Regions from separate parts of the Homo sapiens genome. Here region 2 is linked to region 1. A link is an interaction called in ENCODE POLR2A ChIA-PET data of the cell type or tissue named here. Cell type or tissue: PC-3. All regions are shown on one strand.

Region 1 (4,000 bases):
CAAATAATCAATTAGACTTTTATAGAAGAAGAAATGAAGTGACTGGACTCTGGGCTTCCCCAGTCGGGCATTACAGAATTGAATGGTCTGCCTCAGGAAGAGCCACTTCAACAGTTACTGGGATTCAATAGTTACTATTCCTTAAGAACATATGCAAAAACTATTTTTCTCTCTTCTGATTGCAGCATTTTTTCATCAAGAAAAAAACAAGCATAGTCAGTTAATGCAAATATCAGATATTGAAAGAAGGTAACTGTTGGAGAAAAATGACTTTCCTACAGACAAACAGAAGTAGCTTCTAAAATTCAGATTGCTCATAAACAATTCTGATGCTTAAGCATCTTATAATATTCAAATATTTAGTTTCCAGATTGCCTTAGAAACCAGCATCAAGTCCTCAGTGAAATTACCAGCTGACATTGCCAAAGCACTGGTGTGACTATCAGAGAATATAGTACTTCGCACAGATGCATGGTTGGGTAGGTATTTTATATTTATCAGCTAAAAGGGCTGGACAGCTGCTGGCCGCTGGCTTCTGAAACAAACATGAACAAAACACCGTCTGCTGTCATGGGATGGGAGATCATGAGGGGCTCCCCTGTGTACAAACTCTGAAAGCCTAGTAATCCTAAGTACCCAATTTCTCATTCATAGGACCCCAGCTCTGGCAGGAGGAAAGAGTACAAGATGCTGTCATAAGGTGCCTCTGGTTGCTGCTCTTTGGAAGCCACACATCTGGGAGAGAGAACTATGGGATTAACATGGGACCTGGGTAAGGGGGATGGCTAAGTAGACCGGGGTAGCCACCTGGATATAGAAGGCAAAGGAAGGAAGAGGGAGATCAAAGAGGGCTGCAGTCGGGAGGAATAAGCCTCGGCTGCTTAGATGGGGGAATGTCATGTGATCACACAGGAAAAGCTCCCAACAGAGTCTAGGAGAAGTCACAAAAGGCTCAAGACATGAAGGTTGTTCTCTCTCCACTTTTCTTCGCTTGTTTGGAAGGCTCATGACCTAGAGCAGAGGGCCACAGCTTGGGAGAGGCACACAGAGAGAGAGACAGGAATAAGATGATACAAAAGAGCCACGTGCCTGCAGGGTGTTCCTGGAGTAGGCCTAGTAGGTAAGGAGGCTGAAACGATATTTCAGTGAAGTCCCCCATCATCGTTCATGAGTCTGGACTGACCTAATTCTGGAAAAAGCAAGCTTTCCCCATTTTGGGTTTATTTTATTCAAACACCTCTAATCACTCACTAAAGAATGACAGGCCTCGAGCTAACACTTTCCCAATCATGGCTGTCACTGGCTGTGACTGACATCACAGGGACAGCCCGAGAGGGTGCATGAGGATGAAGTAGGGATGTTTGGCGTGGCTCTCCCTGGGGACTCTGCTGACCCCCTGTATTCAGCCAGCCCATTCAAGGATCGAAAGACTGGCCTCTCCCATTCGTAGCCCTGTCAACAGAATGGCATCACCCAAAGCAGAAACTCACGCTTCCTTGTAGTAAACGGTGAAGCTGATGAGATCCCTGTAGTCAGGGGGCCGGTACCGGTGCCAGGTTATGATGATGCGATTCTTCGACGTGGTGGTGGAGGTGAAATGCAGGACGTCACTTTCACCTGGGGCAAAGAGTACATCCGTGAGTGACAGAGATTCATGTGTCTCTGAAAAGCACCTGTCTTGCTTGGCACTGCTTCCCCCTTCCCCAAAGCTGGCTGTATATGCTAAGTTCCCTTCTGGGCTTCCTCAGTGGCTTTCTCGTTTTCCACTAAGAAATCATACATTTCACTATGCAGAGCTCCAAGGGCTCCATCCTTTGTTTTAGGTCAATCAGTTACGCTGGCTACTTGCCCAGGGACTTGGACATGAACCTGGGTTTCCTAACCTGAAAACAAGGGGCGACTTCAGTGAACGAGGTGAACTTATCTTTCTTCTCCATCCCTAAGATCCTGGCTATGAAAGGGGGCCTGGTAGGGTGAAGGTGAGCCTTTAGGCTGCCCTGAAACTTCTTAAGAGAGACGATGACACTTGTTCTGCAGTTGTGGATATCTGCCTGTTCGTGTACAACCACCAAAGACAGGTAAGAGACTACAGGTGTGCCACAGAAAGGAACTTTTCTTGGTCTAAACTTGGTATCAAACTGGAAGGACACAGGAACTCCTGTGAGGCCTCCAGCTAGGGCTGACAAACAACGGGAGGCTGGATTAAGCACTGACAAGAAGATCTCACTTGGCCAAGCCTAACGTGCTCTATGGGAAGTAGCCTGGCTGGCGGGTATGGCAGGGAAGCTGTGCCAAGTGTCTCTCTTATTCCTTGGACCAAATTCAAACTACGATAAGGACCAGGGAAAGACTGATGACTGCCCACCCTCATGGAGACCCAGAGCTCTCTGACGAATTGTCCTTTCGCCCTCTTATCTGCCTGAATCCCACTACACACTCAAGAGGTGAAGCAGAGGGACTGAAGACAGTAAAAGAGCTAAGAAGTCTTTAGGACAAAATGTGCGCAACTGAGATTGGGAAATGTCACAGTTCCTGCTGAAGTGTTATTTAGAGAGGAAACCATGATTTTGCTTTCAAAAGAAAATAAACGGCTACTATGTATTATGATCTGACAGGTCAGACTGGCTGACTCTAAGGAGACAAGCACTCTGAAATACTCGGATACATCCGATTTTACTATGATCTGAACAGGGAGCAAGGCAGGGGCTTTGCAGGGATAGAGTGAGCAGGGGGCGGGAGGCGGCGCTGGTCGTCAGCCTGCTGTTCAGCCCTAGGTCAGTCAGCGTGCTTCCCTCTAAGATCCCCCAGAGCAACAAGTGTCGCCAGGTAAATCCAGACACCAGCGAAACAAGCCAAAGCCAAACACGCATCGGTTCTGATTTGCCTCCCTGCATGTGTGTCTGTCTGCACACACGCACAAATCACCCTTCATCATACAAATTACTTTTTTTCTAATACCCTTCCCTTATTAAAAGCCAAAGGTGAAAAGACGATTTACTTTTATAACCCTATCCAGCCAGAGAGCCACGCCATTCTCAACAGCCGTATTCTACACAGGGTTAGATGAGAAAGGCACTGCTGTATCTCTGATATGAGACCTTAAAGTTTTATAAACAGTACAAGGCTGTAATTATATTGTTCTCAATTTAAAAAGCAATATCAACTCAGGGCTGCAGGCTCACTCCATCTTTTTCATGTTGGGGTGGGAGAAACAAGGCGGCCGAGTGTAAGGGACAGGAAACCCGTGGCCCACAGGGGCTGCGCTTAGGGCAGAGCCCCCTCCACCCCACAGGCCTGTGCTTCCCTTCTGTGGGAGCAGAAGGGTAGAGCTCATAGGGCTGAAGCACACTGGCTCTTCCCTGAAAAATAATCGGACAGGGCATGGTGGCTCAAGCCTGTAATCCCAGCACTTTGGGAGGCTGAGGCACGTGGATCATTTGAGGTCAGGAGTTTGAGGCCAGCCTGGCCAACATGATGAAATCCCGTCTCTACTAAAAATCCAAAAATTAGCTGGGCATGGTGGCAGGTGTCTGTAATCTCAGCTGCTCGGGAGGCTGAGGCATGAGAACCGCTTGAACCGAGGTGGAGGTTACAGTGAGCCAAGATCATGCCACTGCACCCCAGCCTGGGTGACAGAGTGAGACTCCATCTCAAAAAAAAAAAAAAAAAAGAAAAAAAAAGAAAAAAAAGAAAAGAAAAAAGAAAGAGAAATATCTAACTGTGCACCTGTGTATAAAAGGACATTTAACTGTGCATTCTGTAAGCAGCACTTTAAAGTTTGAGAACCTACTTATAAGTGTTTCACACACTCACAGAGATGTACAGAATTTATAAATACGAATACATCACGTATCTGCCCACTACTGATTGTGATGACATATAAGTAGGAGCAAAGTGCTAGTTAAGATGGTCTAGTGGTCCCCCATGTGAAACCAGGAGGGGCCGCAGAGGAAAGCTGCCATCACACATGGGAGGAGGGTCTGCTGTTATCATGATGGTT
Region 2 (4,000 bases), 120 kb before region 1:
TAGAACCTGGAAGGAATTCTGTTGCTTTAAGGCAAGCATAAAAATTTGGAATGCATTGCTCTAACTCATCTCCAGAGTCTTTGGGCAAAAGAGTTTCCCAGTGCCCAGGCTGGGTCGGAATGCTCTTTGGTCCTAGACTCCTGGCTGCAGCAACATCTCACGTAAGGGGTTGCAAGTCACCTGCCCCTGCTCCCAAATTTCTGGCTTGTGAGAACGCTTAGAGAACACTGCTCCATCACACTGAGCAGGACAGGCTTCTCTTGGGCTCATCCTACTTCAGTCATTTTTCTTTCTACACCACATTTTCGGATCCCTTTTTTTTTTCGTGCCTCAGTGGGTAGACTGGTGGGTTTCCAGGATTCTTGAGAAAGGTGTCAGCCACCATCTGTTTTCAACTCGGGAACATGAGAAGCTAGCTTGACATTGGTGCGAGATTGTGGTGGGACTCAGGCGCAGAGAGGGATGTTCACATCCTCTCTAGCATCTGATTTCAACAGCAGCGAAATACCAAGCAAGCGGGGCCTCATTGCTTTATGCTGGGGCTCCTTTTGGGGAAATCAGAACTGCATAGGAATCCATGAAAATAATGAAAACCACAGCTTCATTTCTGCTGTGATAGATGATCAAAGATAACCATTTGTTTCCATCTGCCCCACCTCTCTCTTCTCCTACTCCCAACACTCCACAGACTAGAAGAATGAACTGATGCAGTGTGTTTTTCTTTCTGTTCCTGTGGAGTCACCACTCCAGCACCAATGAGTTGCCCCAAATAACAGGTATAGAGAGATAAGGGCAGGGTGGTTTGGAGCCTGCTATACACATGCATCAGGTACTGTCCTGCCCATGGCACTAGGGCCATACCTCCTCAACAGGGGCAACACTGCTAACAGGTAAAAAAAAAATCGATCCGGGGTGGGACGGTGGGGACAAAAAAATTTGCATATTTTAATGGTTTGGGTCCCTCCAAAGGGACACAGAACATAAACAGATCTACAGTATATCTGTGGTACTAAAATTTCATGGGGAGTGGAGAAGCAATTAGAAAGAAAATGTTCAAAAAAGCTACTTAGGGGCTGGGTGCAGTGGCTCATGCCTGTAATCCTAGCACTTTCGGAGGCTGAGGCATGTGGATCACCTGAGGTCAGGAGTTCAAGACCAGCCTGGCCAACGTGGTGAAACCCTGTCCCTACTAAAAATAAAAAAATTAGCCAGGCGTGATGGTGTGTGGCTGTAGTCCCAGCTTCTCAGGAGACTGAGGAAGGAGAATCGCCTAAAATCTGGGAGGCGGAGGTTGCAGTGAGCCGAGATCATGCCTCTGCACTCCAGCCTGGGCAACAGAGTAAGACTCCGTCTCAAGAAAAAAAAAACAAAACAAGAACAAAAAAAAGCATTACAATTGTTCTTTTAATGTCTGTCTCTCCAGTAGATTCTAAACTTCTTGAGAGCAAAGTCCAGTCTGTTCTGTTCTTCACTTAATTCACAGGCACCAGCACCCTGCCTGGCACCTACTAATACTCAGTTGCTACTTGATTCATGAAAAGATGAATGACTTGGGCCCAGAATTAAGTCTCTGTGAGATTTTGGGGGAGTGATCACATGACCTCTTAAGTGCTAATTCCTTCTGTGTAAAGTGAAGCTAATAAATAATGTAGACCTCCCAGGGCTGATAGAGGATGAACTGAATATACAAAAGAATTTAGCAGATAGTGCCTGTAATCCCAGCTACCTGGGAGTCTGAAGCAGGAGAATCGCTTTAACCCAGGAGGCAGATGTTGCAGCGAGCTGAGATAGTGCCACTGCACTCCAGCCTGGGTGACAGAGTGAGACTCCATCTCAAAAAAAAAAAAAAAAAAAAAAAAAGCTACTTAGGGGTGGCAATGATTTAATTAAAAAGATCAAGAAATAGTGCTGGGCTAGGCGTGGTGGATCACGCCTGTAATCCCAGTACTTTGGAAGGCCAAGGTGGGCAGATCACCTGAGGTTGGGAGTTCAAGCCTGACGAACGTGGAGAAACCCCATCTCTACTAAAAATACAAAATTAGCCAGGCGTAGTGGTGCATGCCTGTAATCCCAGCTACTTGGGAAGCTGAGGCAGGAGAATTGCTTGAACCTGGGAGGCGGAGGTTGTGGTGAGCCAAGATCGTGCCATTGCACTCCAGCCTGGGCAACAAGAGCAAAACTCTGTCTCGAAAAAAAAAAGAAAGAAAGAGTGCTTTGGATTCCACTTTTTCATGTACCCCAGATGATCCCAAACTACTGGGATCTGTATCTTTGTCCATGAAGGTTTTCCCTTCATTCCCCAGAATCTGTCAACCAGCAAGAGACTGGGGTTGGTGTATAAATACCCCAACTCCCTCGCACCTGGGCTGCACTGGGCAATTCTGAAGCAGATGTTTCCCAGAGTTTGCCAACAGGACTGAGTTCTGGTTGCCCCCTGTGGCTGCTCCTGAGGAAGGTACTCTGTATTTGCTGCCTTCTTTTTAGCGTCTCACTTCCCCCCTTTCTTGCTGATTTCCCTTCACCTCCCAAGTAAACCATCTGCACTCAAATCCCTGTCTCAGAGTCTGCTTCTGTGGAAGCCTAAACTAAGATTATGTGTGTGTATGTGTGTGTGTGTATATTAAATGATTTGTAACTTCACTAAGTAAAAGAGAGCCCATGCATGAGAAGATTGTAATTAATCTAATTCTATGAATCTGAGATCCACTAAAAAAAAGTTTTCAAAGCATAGACTCTGGAGCCACACTGCCTGGCTGTGTACACAGGCCCTATTCTCACCAAGACAGCAGAAAGGCAAGGCAGCAAGAAAAGTTCTGCTAGGACTTTTTGAACTGGAAGTCACCTTTTGCATGACTAAAAGGGATGAGACAGGTCGGGTGTGGTGGCTCACGCCTGTAATCCCAGCACTTTGGGAGGCTGAGGCGGGCAGATCACCTGAGGTCAGGAGTTCGAGACCAGCCTGCCCAACATGGCAAAACCCCATCTCTACTAAAAATACAAAAAATTAGCTGGGCCTGGTGGTGGTCGCCTGTAATCCCAGCTGCTCGGGAGGCTGAGGCAGGAGAATCGCTTGAACCTGGGAGGTGGAGGTTGCAGTGAGTCGAGACTGCGCCACTGCACTACAGCCTGGGCGACAAGAGCAAAACTCTGTCTCAAAAAAAAAAAAAAAAAAAAAAGGCCCAGACATTGGGCTATCTGGGCTAATGAGCTATTATTGTATTAATAGTCTAATAATTTAGTGTCTACTCAGAGCAATCTCACAGCCCTACCTTTGGGATTGAAAGATCCCCATCTCCAGTAAAATCCACAGCCAGTACCTTCCTTATAACCCACTGGGCTACTGAACCCAGACTCAGAATTATTAAACAGGTAGGCACAGGCCTAATGTCATAAACTCTATTGAGCAATAGATCCCTGTGGCAGGAGAAAAATTCTCCATGCTTCTTTTCTCTCGGTTTGCAGCAACAGTGCAAATGTGGGTGATGGCCTTCAGACAAAGCTTTAAAAGCCAGAGAACCCAACTGCAAGAGGAGGTCAGGACCCTTCCCTTCCACGGTTGAGCTTCCAAAGAAATGTTTTGCTCTACTGTAGTTCTGATTTTGACGTGATTTATTTGTGAGTCAGAGATCCCATGAGCTGATAAAATGTTTAATACCTCTATGAAAACCTACATGGTAATTTCCCTTTGTACCTGAGCATTTCCATTTAGACTTTTACTCCACATAGACTGCTTATTAGAGAATGGAATCACAACCCACGTAGCCCTCTCTTCTCCCTGTTCACCTCCTAATTGAAGGCCTCAATTTCCTCCGCACATACTCTAATACTGTGCCTTCCTTCCCATTATCTTGTGACTTTTTCTTTCTCTACTCCATCTGGCCATCACCACACTAACTCCACATGAGCAAACCTTCTCTGAAATAACTATTTCCAAAAGAACAGGTGCTGGTGAACTTTTTCCGTAAAAGGCCAAATAGTAAATAATTTACATCTTGGGCCG

What was found. Peaks named below come from ENCODE experiments on the same cell type or tissue, not always from the same donor. Only the 100,000 strongest peaks of a DNase experiment are listed, where the experiment ranks them.
Region 2: POLR2A ChIA-PET joins it to region 1 with 6 read pairs; 2 of 35 experiments call an interaction of 5 or more read pairs at or near these places.

Annotation. Positions count from the first base shown.
Region 1 is chr15:98,908,932-98,912,931 of GRCh38, reverse strand. It overlaps IGF1R (insulin like growth factor 1 receptor), which reads right to left. Exons shown (of 21, transcript NM_000875.5): 7 at 1,491-1,617. Among named protein-coding and RNA genes, the nearest start is that of PGPEP1L, 97 kb to the left of the region's middle. In PC-3, no CTCF peak of the experiment used is centred here; no DNase peak of the experiment used is centred here.
Region 2 is chr15:99,031,478-99,035,477 of GRCh38, reverse strand. No RefSeq gene overlaps it. Among named protein-coding and RNA genes, the nearest start is that of LUNAR1, 19 kb to the right of the region's middle. In PC-3, no CTCF peak of the experiment used is centred here; no DNase peak of the experiment used is centred here; H3K27ac peaks cover 884 bases.